2 separate regions of the Homo sapiens genome follow, and region 1 is linked to region 2. The links are chromatin loops, found by intact Hi-C in ENCODE. Cell type or tissue: HCT116. All regions are shown on one strand.

Region 1 (8,000 bases), 1.2 Mb after region 2:
TATTGCTAATCTAATGGTCAATTCTTAGTCTTCATCTTAATCCTGATCCCTCCAGCCTCCCTGAGACTTCTCCACTTGGCTTCTGGGTCACCGCATTCTCTTGATTGTTTTCTTGCCTCTCTGTCTGCTCGTCCTCAGTATCCTTTGCTGATTCCTTCTGGCATCCAAACCTCTGAACACAGGCGTGCCCACAGCCTTCATCTTTGGACAGATCCTCTTTTCTGTCCATTCTATGTGCTGTTAATTCCTGTGTGCCCTCAGCCTTGACCTCTCCCTAAGCTTCAGTCCTCTATCCAACTGTCTACTTGGTGTCTCTACTAGGATGTCTTAAACCGTATCTCATATTAATAAGCTCATATCTGAGGTCTTGATCTCCACCCTCTACCCCTGTTCTGTTTTGTTCCTTTGCCAACTTCTCCAACTTAGTAAATGGCAACTTCATTCTCCAAGCTGCTCAGGTCAAAAAGCTGGGACTCACCCTGACTCTTTCTTAGCTCTCCCCCATCCCCGAATCAGCAAATCCTGTAGGTGCACGTGCCACCTTCACGTCTCTAGATTTCAATCTCTTCTCACCATCCCCATCACGTCTATTCCATTGCCACCATCATCTCCATCCTAGATTACGGCACTAGCCTCCTTCGTTCCTTAGCCCACCTCAGCCTGTTCTGAACACAGCAGCGAGAGGGATCTTGTTAAATTCCAAGTCAAACCCTCCAGTGCTCCCCTTCTCTTCCAGGGAAAGTTGAATTCCACACGGTCCTCCATAACACATCTATCTCCTCCTCCCCTTCTGATTTCGGTTACTCCTCTGACATCACTTACACACATTACTCTTCTCCTCTCTGCCTTTCTTCGGCCACACTGATTTTGCTTTACCTCGAACTTGCCAACCAGGCTCTCATCTCACACCTTCTCACTTGCCGATCCCTCATGTCTGCAATCTTGTCCTCCAGATATTTGCACGCCATCTCCCTATTTAGCACTTTACTCATATCTCCCCAGTAAGCCCTTCTCTGCCCACCCCATCTAAAATTCACGCCCCTTTCACCCAACACTTCCAGTTGTTATTGCTAGATTTATTTTTCTCATTAGCATTTACAATGAACATGCTGCATACTTTACTGATTTCCCTTGTTTACTGACAGCCTCCTGCACAAGAATGGAAACTCCAGGAAGCAGGAATTCCTTATCTCACTTGCTCATTGCTGTATCTCAGCACCCAGCCCAGAGCCTACCACCTAGTAAATGCCTAATAAGTATTTTTTTGAGTGACAAGATACTAAATATGATAATTCGCAGCCTTGGCATGAATGTGGCCAAATGGTCACTCTCATCTTTGCTTGGAAGTTTCAATTACTAAAACCTTTCTAGAGAGCAGTTTGGCAATTTGAATCAAGAACATTTAAGGCCAGGTGCGTTGGCTCATTCATGTAATCCCAGCACTTTGAGAGGCCGAGGCGGGCAGATCACTTGAGCTCAGGAATTTGAGACCAGCCTGGGCAACATGGGAAAACCTGGTCTCTACAAAAAATACAAAAAGTAGCCTGGTGTGGTGGCTCTTATCTGTAGTTCCAGCTACTCAGGAGGCTAAGGTGGGAGGATTGCTTGAGCCTGGGAGGTCGAGGCTGCAGTGAGCCATGCTCGCGTCACTGCACTCCAGCCTGGGCGACCCTGTCTCAAAAAAAGTGTGTGTGTGTGTGTGTGTGTGTGTGTGTGTGTGTATAATGAGATGTAGAGACTTACAAAAGGAATGTTCATCAAAGTTGCTTATAGTAAAGGGGAGTTGGAAACCATATAGTGTCCAACAATAAAGGGCTGCTTAAAAATTATGAATCAGCTATACAAAGGAATATTGTAGAGTCATCAAAATTATACTTTTATGCGTAATTTAATGGGAAAATGTGCATTGTCTATTTCACAAAACAAAGATATTAAATTTTGTATAGAATTATCCCAGATATATATGAATGTGTGTATATATGTATACATGTGTACATATATATGTATACACATGTACATATATATACACATGTACATATATATGTATACACATGTACATATATACACACATGTACATATATGTATATATACACACGTACATATATGTATATTTGTATACACATGTACATATATACACACAAATATAGTATATCTATAAGAGAGACAGGAAATACTGGCTTTCTGTTTGTGATGAAATGCAAATTCCTTATGTATTTTTCCAAAATGTTTAAAATGAGGCTTTTGTAATCAGAAGTATATAAGCCCCCTTCCCCCAAAGAAAATGATTATTCTACTGCCCGTCTTGACTGTATTCTTACTTGGGGGCAGGGTGGGTGGCGTGAACAGGGAGAGCTAATCTCTCCTTCTTTCTGACTCATTCCACAGTCAATCCTTTTTCTTATTATTTTCCAAAGGCATGAGGACCTTCCATGTTCCGAAACCATTGTCCAGAGTATTTCTTCTGGACTATTTTCCACTTCCTTCCATCTGACCGGCCAGCTGTTCTGCATTTGTAAAAGCTGGTTTCTGATGTCATCTCTAGGCAGGACCGCTCCCTCCCTCTCCTGCACTCCTATACTTCGTGGCATATCCGCCCCAAGATAACACTTGTCACTCTGTTTTCCAAATTCAGTTTCATTCATTTGCTTCACATGTGCACTGAGCCCACTGACTTCTTTCCCTGTCTGTTGCCAGCACTGGAGACCAAGCCTGCACGCTTTGGCCCAGACCATCTCATTCACCTTTTAACACAGAATCAGGGTGAGTGGAGAGTGGGGGAGTGGTGTGGTGGGTCTTTGCCTCTCGCTGTTCAGTGAACTTCATGCCTGTCCTCCTGATCCCCAGCGCTAACACAGGGTCAGGCTCGCGGGAGTGAACAACCACCATTTATCTCCGGCTTGTTGGGGGAAGCCCTTTCATTTACTTGACAGTTTACCTGTCAATTTTACGTGCGTGGTCATTTTTAATCCTCTGCACTTTCAGGTAATAGGAAAATAATTTGAATCAAGTTCTTCCTTCACCATTGGCGTAAAATCGGTGATTAAACTTTTAATATTTAACGTCTTAAAAAAAATTCCCCGGGCTAGCGTCATGCCTAAGTAATGCATGCATCTACTTCCCCCTGGTGGACTCATCTTCTAATAGCAGCTTTGTTTTCCCCCCTTTATTATTGGCAGGAGTAATCCATCTCTCACTTTCCTTAACACAGATATTCATGGATTGCAGGATTCAGCAGTGTCTTCATAATAGCAGGAAGTTTATGTTCTGGCTTTGCCACTTACTAGCTGTGTAACTTGGGCAATTTACTTAACTTCTCTGCGTCTCGGTTTCTTAACCTGTAAAATGGAGACAGTATCAATAATAAAATATTAAAAACGAATACATATCAAGTGCTTACTACATGGCATGTATGAACTCATTAAATTTCTACAAAAATCCTATTACATAAGATTTAAAATGTCCTGGCCGGGCACGGTGGCTCACGCCTGTAATCCCAGCACTTTGGGAGGCCGAGGCAGGCGGATCACGAGGTCAGGAGATCGAGACCATCCTGGCTAACATGGTGAAACCCCATCTCTACTAAAAAATACAAAAAATTAGCCGGACGTGGTGGCGGACGCCTGTAGTCCCAGCTAATCGGGAGGCTGAGGCAGGAGAATGGCATGAACCCGGGAGGCAGAGCTTGCAGTGAGCCGAGATCGCGCCACTGCACTCCAGCCTGGGCGACAAAGCAAGACTCTGTCTCAAAAAAAAAAAAAAAAAAATTTAAAATGTCCTATAAAATGGGAACAAATAGCCTGAGCAACATGGTGAAACCCCATCTCCAAAAAATACAAAAACATTAGCCAGGCATGGTGGCGCACGCCTGTAGTCCCAGCTACTTGGGAGGCTGAGATGGGAGTCCAGGGAGGTCAAGGCTGCAGCGAGCTGTGATCGTGCCACTGCACTCCAGCCTGCTGGACAGAGTGAGACCCTGTCTCAGGAAATAAATAAATAAATAAATAAATAAATAAATAAATAAATAAATTAAAATAAAATGGAAACAAATATTCTTTCCATTTTACAAATAAGAGAATCAAGAACTAGAGAAAAATAGTTCCTACTTCTTAGAGAAGTGTGAGAATCACATGAATTAATGCAGGGAGGATGGTTAGAGAGGGCCTGGCACATAGCGAGTGTCCCCTAACCTCATCGTCATTGTTAGTGTTACAGGATTGGTTCTGTGATGAAGACATTGCCATGGGCCATGTGGATCCTTGTTTACACTTGAGCTACTCTCATTTTCAACAGGCATCAATCACTTGCATGACAAAATATACACTATATCAAACAATGAGCTATGCTTATGTATTCATAGTTTTCTAGACACTTCTTAAGTCAGGGCATAAGTCTTCATTTCTCCAGAGGCTAATGGAAGGTCAGCCCATAGCCCATTTCACTCTTGAGTGTACTGGGGAGATCCTGGGAGAGGGGAAGGAAGAGTAAATGGGCAGATTGAGTATTTATATTAGGATGCAGCTGTCTAGAGGTAACCAGGGTCCCCATATATCTTCCCCACATTTTCCCAGGTCTGAGCATGAGCAGTGGGGATGAGGAACTGGGCTGGCACCCACAGCTATCCATGTAGCTTATTAAGCTGCTCATTTCCTCATGCATCTACGCCCTGAGCCCCTAAGTGTCTTGCACTGTTTGAAGTGCTGGCCTCTTGCTCAGCACTTCCATACAAAGTCCATCATGCTGCTGGATGCCAACAGAAATGAAAGAATCAGGGACACAGATGAAGACGAGAGCATGACCAATGTGTGGATTTTCTTGTAGACAAATTCTTTACATTTGCTATGGTCTGAATGCTTGTGTGCTCCCCGCCACCCCAATTCATGTGTTGAAATCCTAACCACGAACTCGATGGTATTCAGAGGTGGGGCCTTTGGGAAGTGATTAGGTCATAGGGATTCAGGCCCTTAGGAAAGAGGCCTGAAGGAGCTTGGTCATCCCTTCTACCAAGTGAGGACACAGCAAGAAGTTGTCCTCTGTGAACCCGGAAAGGGGCCCTCACCAGACATTGAATCTGCCAGTTCCTTGATCTTGAACTTCTCAGGCTCCAGGACTGTGAGAAATATGTTTTTTTGTTATTTGTAAGCCACCCAGTCTATGATACTGTGTTATAGCAGCCTGCAAGGACTAGGACAACATTGCATTTAAAAAAATAAAGTATACGTATTGTGTTAAGAAATGCAATAGGCTGGGTGTGGTGGCTCACGCCTGTAATCTCAACACTCTGGGAAGCTGAGGCAGGTGGGTCGCCTAGGAATTTGAGACCAGCCTTGGCAACATGGCGAAAAATTAGCCGGGTCTGGTGGTGTGCACCTGTAGTCCTAGCTACCAGGGAGGCTGAAGCGAGAGGATCTTCTGAGTCTGGGAGGTTGAGGCTGCAGTGAGCCAAGATTGGACCATTGCACTGCAGCCTGGGGGACAGAGTGAGACCCTCTCTCAAACAAACAAACAAACTCCAAAAAAGCAAAAAAAACAAAAACAAAAACAAAAAAACCCCCAAACCAATAAAAAGAAATGCAATAGTGTGAATATTTTTGAACTCTCACAACTTGATTAAAAGGCTAATCATGCAAAATAAAATATTGAACTTCTAACAAATTAAATTTAAATAATCAAGTCCAATATGAATGGAAATTATTGGGGGTGGGAGGGAGTACATTTTGGGGATTGATTATTATTATTTTTTTAACAAATAGAGCACTAGAAGCCAGTGCATAGAAAGCCGATGAAATATGAAATAACCTTCTAGGGAATGGCTAGGTCACTGGGTGCTCCATGGAAAGTCGAGCTTGGTGCGGACTCTAATTTGAAGATGAGTAGTGCAGTGACAGCACAGGCTGCTTCATGGAAAACAGGCAGCTGCCCCCACGTGTCCTTCACCTAAAAGCACCAGTTCTCTCTAACATTGATGCTGTGGAGGTGCACACAGGGCACAGTGGAGGTTGTCATGTAATTCATTGCCATTTACCTTTCTGCTGAGCATAGAATGGAATCTCATCCATGCTCATTTAACTTACTGATGGCATTAGAAGCCCCAGATTTATTTGTTTCCTTCTTTCCTTCCTTCCTTCCTTCCTTCTCTTTTTCTTTTTGCTTCTTTCTTTTTTGTTTCTTTCTTTTTCTTTTTCTTCTTTCTTTCTTTCTCTCTCTCTCTCTCCCTCCCCTTTCCTTCCTTCCTTCCTTCTTTCCTTCCTTCCTTCCTTTCTCTTCTCTTCTCTTTTTCTCTTTTCTTTTCTTTCCTTCTTTCTTTTTCTTTCTTTCTGTCTTTCCGACGCGGACTCACTTTGTCACCCAGGCTGGAATGCAGTGGCATGATCATAGCCCACTGCAGTCTCCAACTCCTGGGTTCAAGTAATCCTCCTGTCTCAGGCTCCCAAGTAGCTGGGACTACAGGCACATGCCACCACACCTGGCTATTTTTATTCTTTTGTAGAGACAAGTTCTCACTATGTTGCCCAGGCTGGTCTTAAACTCCTGGGCTCAAGTGATCCTCCTGTCTCAGCCTCCCAAAGTGCTGGGATTACAGGCGTGAGTCACCACGTGCAGCCTAATTGAGTTATTTATTGGTTTTGAGAGCAACGCCCAAAGGCCCAAGAAATGATAACTCATTCAGTGAAGGCTTCAACATGAAATGCCAACTTGAAAAAACAGAAAACAAGTTGCTTAATTTCTCCTCCACAACTTGAAAAAGAGCAGTGCAAGATGTTGACTTAGAGGAAAATTCATCATGCAAGATTTAGAGGAAAATTCAGCAAACACTTATTGAGCACTTACTATTTAGGCCAGGCCTGTGTTAGATCCTTCCTATATAGTATCTCATTTAATCCTTAAAGCCACAGAGAAATTAAAACTATAGAGATTATTATACTATAACAAGGTTAACCCTCTAGGCAACAGCTTGGGATTTTCCATGTATGCCTGTTTACTGCTAGAGAATTTAATTTGGAGACAAAATGATTTTAATGCCCTCGCACCTGTAGGAATACTTTCCTTTCTCTTCCTTCTGTTGGAATGTGAAGAGGCCCAAGAAAATATTACTCTTCCTTGCCAAGTTCTGAACGAGTTGAGAAATAGGACAAAAGAGTAAGGCAAATGGAAGAGCAAGATGTCACCTTTGTTGCTGATGAAGCTGATTTTTGGAGATTGTGCCTTTTTTTTCTGTGGGTAAGCAGATTTCCTACTACCGAACCCCAGAGTTAGAAATACCCAGCCACCAGCAGTGTGGGGCCACCCTGGGCCTCTGCACACACAGGACTATGCCCGGAAGACCCTCAGTGTGTGTGTGTGTGTGTGTGGTGGTAGGGCATGGGGAGGAGAATGTGTATTTCCTGCAGGCAGTCAGCTCCCAAGGAGAAAGGGAGTAAAGGGGCTGGGCTATCCTGGTGCAATGCCTACTCTCAGCAGAGTTGGCTAGCACCGGCTTGTGCATATCTCAGCTCCAGGTTCAGTGACCTTCTCAGCTACCTTGTCGGTAGCTTGGTACCGACATTTCAGCCCTGCTGAAATGGGTATCTTTACACTACAGAAGTTATCAAATGCTGCAAATTGAAACTTTTGCCCCAGAGAACCAATTGTTGAACATTTACCTGCACACCACCGGCTGCTCCCAAAATTTCCAACCAGAGATCTTTCTTCTTCCCCAGCAAAAAAGTGAATGAGAGGGGTGGAAAAAGGGTGGAGCCGGAGCTGAGAAGAAGAGTTAGCATCACCACGGTCTTCCTCCAGGTGAAGTAGAGTTACATCTTTATTGGTGATTCTCAAGACCAAGGCCATGAAAATGACCCCTCCAGCTAGGGCTCTGTTCTCTGTTTCCCTTTACAGCAAAGCTCCTCAAAGGGTTGCCTACACTGTCTGGTTTTTTTTTTTTTTTTTTTTTTTTTTTTAGACAGAGTCTCTCTCTGTTGCCCAGGCTAGGGTGCAGTGGTGCCATCTTCGTTCACTGCAAC
Region 2 (8,000 bases):
AGTAGTTTGAGAGAACCGATGTTAGTTTTTCTTTAAATGTTTGGTATAATTCAGCAATAAAGCCATCCAGTCCTGAGCGGTTTCTGCTTGATATTATTGCTTGTTATTGGTCTGTTCAGGCTTTCTATTTCTTCATGGTTCAATCTGGCTAAGTTGTATGTGTCCAGTAATTTATTCATTTCTTCTAGATTTTGCAATTTGTTGGTGTATAGTTGTTCATCATAGTCTCTAATAATCCTTTGTATTTCTGTGATATCTGTCGTAATGTCTTTTTTTCATTTCTGATTTTATTTATTTGGGCCTTCTCTCTTTTTCATAGTCTAGTTAAAGGTTTGTCAATTGTGTTTATGTTTTTTAAAAAACAATCTTTCGTTTATTTAATCTTTCAAATAGTTTTTTAGTCTCAATTTCATTTATTTTGGCTCCAATCTTTTTTTTTTCCTTCTACTTATTTTGGGTTTGGTTGGTCCTTGCTTTTTCAGTTCTTTGAGTTTCAACATTAGGTTATTTATTTGAAGTCTTTTTATTTTTTTGACAAAGCATTTATTGCTATAAACTTTTCTCTTAGCACTGTTTATGCTGTATCCCATAGGTTTTGGTATGTTGTGTTTCCATTTTCATTATTTTCAATAAATTTTAAAATGTCATTCTTAATTTCTTCATTGACCTGTTGGTTGTTTAGGAGCATATTGTTTAATTTCCATGCACTTATGCAGTTTCCAATGTGCCTCTTGTTATTGACTTCTAGTTTTATTCATTTTGGTCAGAAAAGATCCTTGATATGATTTTTATACTTTTGAATTTGTTGAGACTTGTTTTGTGATCCAACATATGATCTGCCCTGCAGAATGTTCCATGTGTTAATGAAAAAAAAAGTGTATTCTGCAAGAGTTGGATACAGTGCTCTCTAAACATCAGTTAGGGACATTTGGTCTAGAGTTTGGTTTAACTCCAGTGTTTCTTGGCTCATTTTCTGCCTCGATAATCTGTTAACTACTGGAACTGGGATGTTGAAATCCCTTACTCATTGTATTGCAGTCTATCTCTCCCTTTAGTTCTATTAATATTTGCTTTATATATTTTGCTCCTCCAATGTTGGGTACATACGTATTTACAGTTATTATATCCTCCTGCTAAATTGACCCCTTTATCATTATATAACGACTTTTTTGTCTTTTTAAATAGTTTTAGTCTTGAAGTCTATTTTATCAGATATAAGTAGGCTGACTCTTGCTCCTTTTTGATTTTCATTTGCATGTAATATCTGTTTGCATGCCTTCACTTCCAGTCTATTTTGTCTTTACAGGTAAAGTCTTCCTTCCTTCCTTCCTCCCTTCCTTCCTTGCTTCCTCCCTCCCTTCCTTCTTTACTTCCTTCCTTCTTTCCATCTCTCTCTCTTTTTTTTTTCTTTCTTTCTTTTTATTTGAAATGAAGTCTTCCTATGTTTCCCAGGTCTCAAACTCCTGGGCTCAAGCAATCATCCCACCTCAGCGTCACAAGTGGATAATACTACAGGTTTGCCACACCAAGCCTGACAAAATTAGTTATTGTAGGTAGCAGATAGTCTTGTTTTCTTAAAAAAAATCTATTCAGCCACTCTATGCCTTTTAATTGAAGAATTTAGTCCAGTTTTGCATTCAGTGTGACTATTGATAGGTAAGAACTTGCTGCTGCCATTTTATTACTTGTTTTCTGGTTGTTTTGTAACTCCCGTCTTTCGTTCTTACTGTCTTCCTTTGTGGTTAGGTGATTTTCTCTAGTAGTATGTTTTAATTCTTTGCTTTTTATTTTTAATGTATTTATTATAGATTTATACGTTGGGTTACCATGAGGCTTACCAAAACATCTAATACATATAACAAGTTACTTTGAACAGATGACAACTTAACTTTGATCAAAATGAAAAGATGGGGAGGTGGGGATTGTTAATGGGTTTAAAAAAATAGAAAGAATAAATAAGACCTACTATTTGGTAGCACAATAGGACGACTATAGTCAATAATAACTTGATTGTATATTTTAAAATAACTAAGAGAGTTTAACTGGATAGTTTGTAACATAAAGGATAAATGCTTGAAGCTATGGATACCCCATTTTCCATGCTGAGATATTATATATTGCATGCCTATATCAGAGCATCTAATGTATGTCTATAAATATATATACCTACTATGTACCTGAAAAATCAAAAAGAAGGCCAGGCGTGGGGGCTCACGCCTGTAATCCCAGCACTTTGGGAGGCCGAGGAAGGCAGATCACGAGGTCAAGAGATCGAGACCAGCCTGGCCAACATGGTGAAACCCCGTCTCTACTAAAAATACAAAAATTAGCTGCGCATGGTGGCATGCACCAGTAGTCCCAGCTACTCAGGAGGCTGAGGCAGGAGAATCGCTTGAACCCAGGAGTTGGAGGTTGCAGTGAGCCGAGATCGCGCCACTGCACTCCAGCCTAGCAACAGAGCAAGACTCCATCAAAAAAATAAATAAATAAAAAGAAAAAGTTTAAAGAAAAAAGAAAAGAAAACAAACAAACAAAAGTACTTTAAGGCCAGGTGTAGTGGCTCAAATCTTTAATCCCAGTACTTTGGGAGGGCAAGGTGGGCAGATCACTTAAGCTCAGGAGCTCAAGACCAGCCTGGGTAACATGGCATCTCCACACACACACACACACAAAAATTAGCCGGGTGTGGTGGTGTATGCTTGTAGTCCCAGCTACTCAGGGGGCTGAGATGGGAGGATTACTTGAGCCCAGGGGGTCGAGGCTGCAGTGAGCCGAGATCATGCCACTACACTCCAGCCTGGGTGATAAACTGAGACCCTGTTACACACACATACAGAAAAAAAACTTGAAAAGTTTTAAACTCAAACTCCAATTCTCCTCTCCACATTCTGACTTTTTGTTGTCTCAATTTATATCTTTTTATATTTCCTATCTCCTAATAAATTATTATAGTTATTTGTGTAATATTTGTCTTTCAGTCTTCATACTAGAGCTATGAGTGATTTATATACCACAATTACAGTATTACAATATTCTAAATTTGTCTGCATACTGAATTTTACCAGTGAATTTTATATTAGCTTTGTGCAAAATTAATTGCAGTTTTGGCCATTGAAAGTAATGGCTGGGCATGGTGGCTCACACCTGTAATCCCAGCACTTTGGGAGGCTGAGGCAGGCGGATCACCTGAAGTCAGGAGTTCAAGACCAGCCTGACTAACATGGTGAAACCCCATCTTTACTAAAAATACAAAAATTAACCAGGCATAGTGGCAGTCACCTGTAATCCCAACTACTCGGGAGGCTGAGGCAGGATAATTGCTTGAACCCAGGAGGCGGAGGTTGCAGTGAGCTGAGATTGCTCTCCAGCATGGGTGACACAGTGAGACTCTATCCAAAAAAAAAAAAAAAAAAAAATTAATGGCAAAAACTGTGATTACTTTTGCACCAACATAATACCTTCAGATGATTTTCTTGTTGCATGTTAGGATCCTTTTCTCTCAGATGGAAGGACTCCTTTTAGCATTTCTTGTAAGACAGGTCTGGTGGTGATGAATTTCCTGAGCTTCTGTTTGCCTAAAAAAGTCTTTATCTTTCCTTCGTGTTTGAAGGATAGTTTTGCTGGGTATCACATTCTCAGTTGGCAGGGGTTTTTTCGTTTTTTGGTTTTTTTTCCTCCTTCAGCACTTTGTGTATGTCATCTCACTCTCTCCTGGCTGGTATGGTCTTTGCTGAGAAGTCTGTTGCCAGATAAATTGAAGCTCCTTTATGTGTATGTTATTTGCTTCTTTCTCTTGCTACTTTTTGGATCCACTTTTTGTCCATGACTTTTGAAAGTTTGATTATTATATGCCTTGGAGCAGTCTTATTTGGGTTGAATATGTTTGTTGATCTTTGGCCTTCCTGTATATGGGTATTTATATTTTTCACTAAGTTTGGAAAGTTTTCTGTTATTATTTTGTGGGAGCTTTCTATGTCTTGCTCTTTCTCAACTCCCTCTTGAAAACCAATGACACTTAGATTTGCTCTTTTGAGGTTATTTTCTAGATCCTGTAGTTGTTCTTTATCTTTTTAATTTTTTTTCTCCTCTGATTGCGTATTTTTAAAGCTCATTTATTTTTTTCTTCTTCATGATCGATTCTGCTGTTGAGACTCCGGTGCATTTTTCAGTTCAGCAAATGTGTGTCTCAGTTCCAGGATTTCTGTTTGATTTGTTTTTATTATTTAAATCTCTTTCTTAAATTTCTCTGATAAATTTCTAAATTGTGGGCCAGGCACGGTGGCTCACGTCTGTAATCCCAGCACTTTGGGAGGCCAAGGTGGGTGGATCACGAGGTCAGGAGATCGAGACCAGCCTGATCAACATGGCAAAACCCCGTCTCTACTAAAAATACAAAAAAATTAGCCAGGCGTGGTGGCACGCGCCTGTAGTCCCAGCTACTCAGGAGGCTGAGGCAAGAGAATCAATTGAACCCAGGAGGCAGAGGTTGCAGTGAGCTGAGACGGCACCACTGCACTCCAGCCTGGGCAACAGAGTGAGACTCTGTCTCAAAAAAAAAAAAAAAAAAATTCAAATTGTTCCTCTGTGTTATCTTGGAGTTTGCTGAGTTTTCTCAAGGTTGCTATTTTGAATTTCTGATCTGAAAGTTCACATATTGCCATCTTATTGGGGTTAATCACTGGTTACTTCTTGCTTCATCCATTTGGGAGGTCATGGTTCCCTGTTTGCTGTTGTTTTTATGCATATATGTCTAGGTCTTTCCAATGATGGATTGTTTATTTTGCTGTCTAGGTTAGTGTTTCTAGCATACGTGTTTTTAGAGGTTTTGTGCAGGCTGCCTGTTGATTCCCTTAGCCCTAGATCACTGCCTCCTTTTTGGCACTAGATGGCACCATAAGCCTAGATTTGCTGCAGTTCTCATGAAAGTTTGAAGTGCTGCCTGTCCTGAATTCAGGGGGAGGGTCCCAAAGAGAATGCCCCAGCTGTCTGGGGAGGCTGGCTAGGGGTTCATGCCCAGAGGACCTATGGCTCACACCTCCTACAGCATCATGCTCCTGAAATACGTCTCTGATTCAGTATCTGCTTTGTCTGAATGGAGACCAGCCCCCGTTTCACACACTGGGTTTCACTGTGTCCCCAACTGCCCTCAAGGGTCCTTCTCTCTATAGGCACTTGCAATGCTTCCCCTGGATTGAGGCAGGAATGGCTTTTGTGCATAGGAATCCAAGATAATGGGGAAGCAGAGTGTCCACTGAAATCTCAGTTTTCCCAGTGTAGAAGCCTTGAGTCCAGGATAACTTTTCCACATGGTGCCTGGCTGTTTGCAGAAATGGGCATCACAGAGAAAGAAATCTGTTTCTCCTACCTTCTGCTCACAGTTTTTCACTTCTCTGTGGCTCCAGGGATTATCACAGCTTCAGTTTTGAGTTCTGGGATATCTGTGGTGATAATCTTTTCTTTCTTTTAATAGGTTTTTGGGAAACAGGTAGTGTTTGGTTACATGGATAAGTTCTTCAGTGGTGATTTCTGAGATTTTGGTGCATCCAACAGTTGAGCAGTGTGCGCTGTAGCCAATATATAGTCTTTTATCCCTCACCCCACTCCCACCCTTTCTCCAAGTCTCCAAAGTCGATTGCCTTTGTGTCCTCATAGCTTAGCTCCCACTTATAAGTGAGAACATATGATGTTTGGTTTTCCATTCCTGAGTGACTTCACTTAGAATAATGGTCTCCAGCTCCATCCAGGTGAATGCCATTATTTCATTCCTTTTTATGGCTGAGTAATATTCCATGGGGGTGTGTGTGTGTGTGTGTGTGTGTGTGTGTGTGTGTGTGTGTAATTTTCTTTATCCACTCATTGATTGATGGGCATTTGGGCTGGTTGAAATGTTTTTGCAATTGCAAATTATGCTGCTATAAACATGCATGGGCCAGGGTGCGGTGGCTCACGCCTGTAATCCCAGCACCTCAGGAGGCTGAAGCGGGTGGATCACGAGGTCAGGAGTTCAAGACCAGCCTGACCAATATGGTAAAACACTGTCTCTACTAAAAATACAAAAATTAGACAGGGGTGGTGGTGCATGCCTGTAATCCCAGCTACTCAGGAGGCTGAGGCTGGAGAATTACTTGAACCAGGAAGGCGGAGGTTGGAGTAAGCTGGATCTCACCATTATGCTCCAGCCTGGGCAAGAGTGGGACTCTGACTCAAAAAAAAAAAAAAAGTTCCCACTCTGCCATGTGTCCTCTGCATGTCTTTAGGCAAGTCATTTCACCTCTCTGGACCTCATGGGGTTTCTGGGAGACACATGTGAAATAATAAATACAAAATGGCTGGAAAAACAGATAAAGAGTGAAGCAGGAATAATAATTGTATAGTTGCTTGACTCCTTTTCCCCATCCCTGGCATGAGGGAGGCATGGGACATCGTAAATGCTCAATAAATATCTGCTAAATAAATGGATTCTAGAGTCAACCGAAGGTAAAATACATGCTATTGTATGGAATTAGATTTGTTCTCACTCGGTGCACACCATGTTCTTCATTAGATGAATCAAATTTAAATACCACATTGAAAATTCTAGAGTCAACTTATTCCTCGATTGAGTTGATTCATTTCTTAAATTGCTTTCTTTGTAAGAGCATCATTAAATTGTGAACACTCTTATGTCCCATCTTTTTCCTTTTATTGCTGTGTAGATAAAGATTTCTCAGGACTGTTTTTCAGATAGCAGACAATATTGTTTTTAATATAGAATCCAGTCACAGGAGTATCTTTCCATAGGACACCTAGCTCCAGAAACTCAGAGTGGAAAGCCCATTTTAATAAAATAAAAATCAAATTTGTCCCCAAGCTGGTTGTCCTTTAGTCATTCTTAATCCTCAGTGTTTTTTTAGGCTAATCTGATTTTCACCCCTAGAAGCTGACTGATTTGTTATATCATTGAAACTAAATCCTCATTTGCATGACACAAGAAAAGCATCCTAATTTTCATCTTAAAGCTGTCTTCTGATTGTAAATGTAAAGATTCTCTCTAGAAAGATCCATAAGAACATGCTAACAGTAGTTGCCTCCAGGTAGAGGAATTTGGGGCATGGGGTAAGGTGGAAGAGAGAGATTTTTTAGTGTAAACTCGTGTGTGTGTGTGTGTGTTTGACAGAGTCTTGCTCTGTTGCCCAGGCTGGAGTGCAGTGGCACAATCTTGGCTTACTGCAGCCTCCGCCTCTGGGGTTCAAGTGATACTCATGCCCCAGCCTCCCAAGTAGTGTGATTACAGGCATGTGCCAGCATGCCCAGCTAATTTTTGTATTTTTAGTAGAGACGGGGTTTCACCATGTTGGCCAAGCTGGTCTCGAAGTGATCTGCATGCCTCGGCCTCCCAAAGTGTTGGGATTACAGGCGTGAGCCACCACGCTCGGCCTCTTTTGTATATTTTGGGGGAAAAAATTATGTATGTATTACTTTTTTTAAAAACCCACTATTCTTTAGGCAAGAACCAGTAGTAACCGTGTGTTTAACCAACTCTTAGTCACTGGGGGGAAAAAATTAAAATGGCAGAGAAAATTGTTCTTGTATTGGAAGACAAAGCCAGGCCCTAAGAAAATTATAAACTAGATGAAGTTTCTTTACAGGGACTAATGTGTAGGATTTCTCAACACTGTGGGACTCAGAAAAAATTGAAAGCAATTTATAGTTTTGCTTTTTTTTTTTTTTTTTTTTGAGACAGAGTCTTGCTCTGGTGCCCAGGCTGGAGTGTAAAATGGTATGATCTTGGCTCACTGCAACCTCTGCCTCTCGGGTTCAAGCAATTCTCCTGTCTCAGCCTCCTGAGTAGCTGGGACTACAGGTGCCCACCACCATTCCTGACTACTTTTTGTATTTTTAGTAGAAACCGGGTTTCACCATGTTGGCCAGGCTTGTCTTGAACTCCTGGACTCAGGTGATCCACCTGCCTTGGCCTCCCAAAGTGCCAGGATTACAGGTGTCAGTCAACGCACCTGGCC

The links. A loop is a pair of places that touch in the nucleus more often than their neighbours do. Peaks named below come from ENCODE experiments on the same cell type or tissue, not always from the same donor. Only the 100,000 strongest peaks of a DNase experiment are listed, where the experiment ranks them.
Region 1: it touches region 2 in a loop (12-fold over the local background); 19 of 110 quality-filtered maps call a loop at or near these places.

Annotation. Positions count from the first base shown.
Region 1 is chr12:105,380,411-105,388,410 of GRCh38, forward strand. All of the region lies in intron 1 of LOC105369957 (a long non-coding RNA gene), which reads left to right. Among named protein-coding and RNA genes, the nearest start is that of C12orf75, 54 kb to the left of the region's middle. In HCT116, a CTCF peak has its summit at 3,118 (motif pointing left); a DNase peak (open chromatin) is centred at 3,121.
Region 2 is chr12:104,196,505-104,204,504 of GRCh38, forward strand. No RefSeq gene overlaps it. Among named protein-coding and RNA genes, the nearest start is that of TXNRD1, 15 kb to the right of the region's middle. RefSeq lists a silencer at 4,687-4,981. In HCT116, a CTCF peak has its summit at 4,892 (motif pointing right); a DNase peak (open chromatin) is centred at 4,877.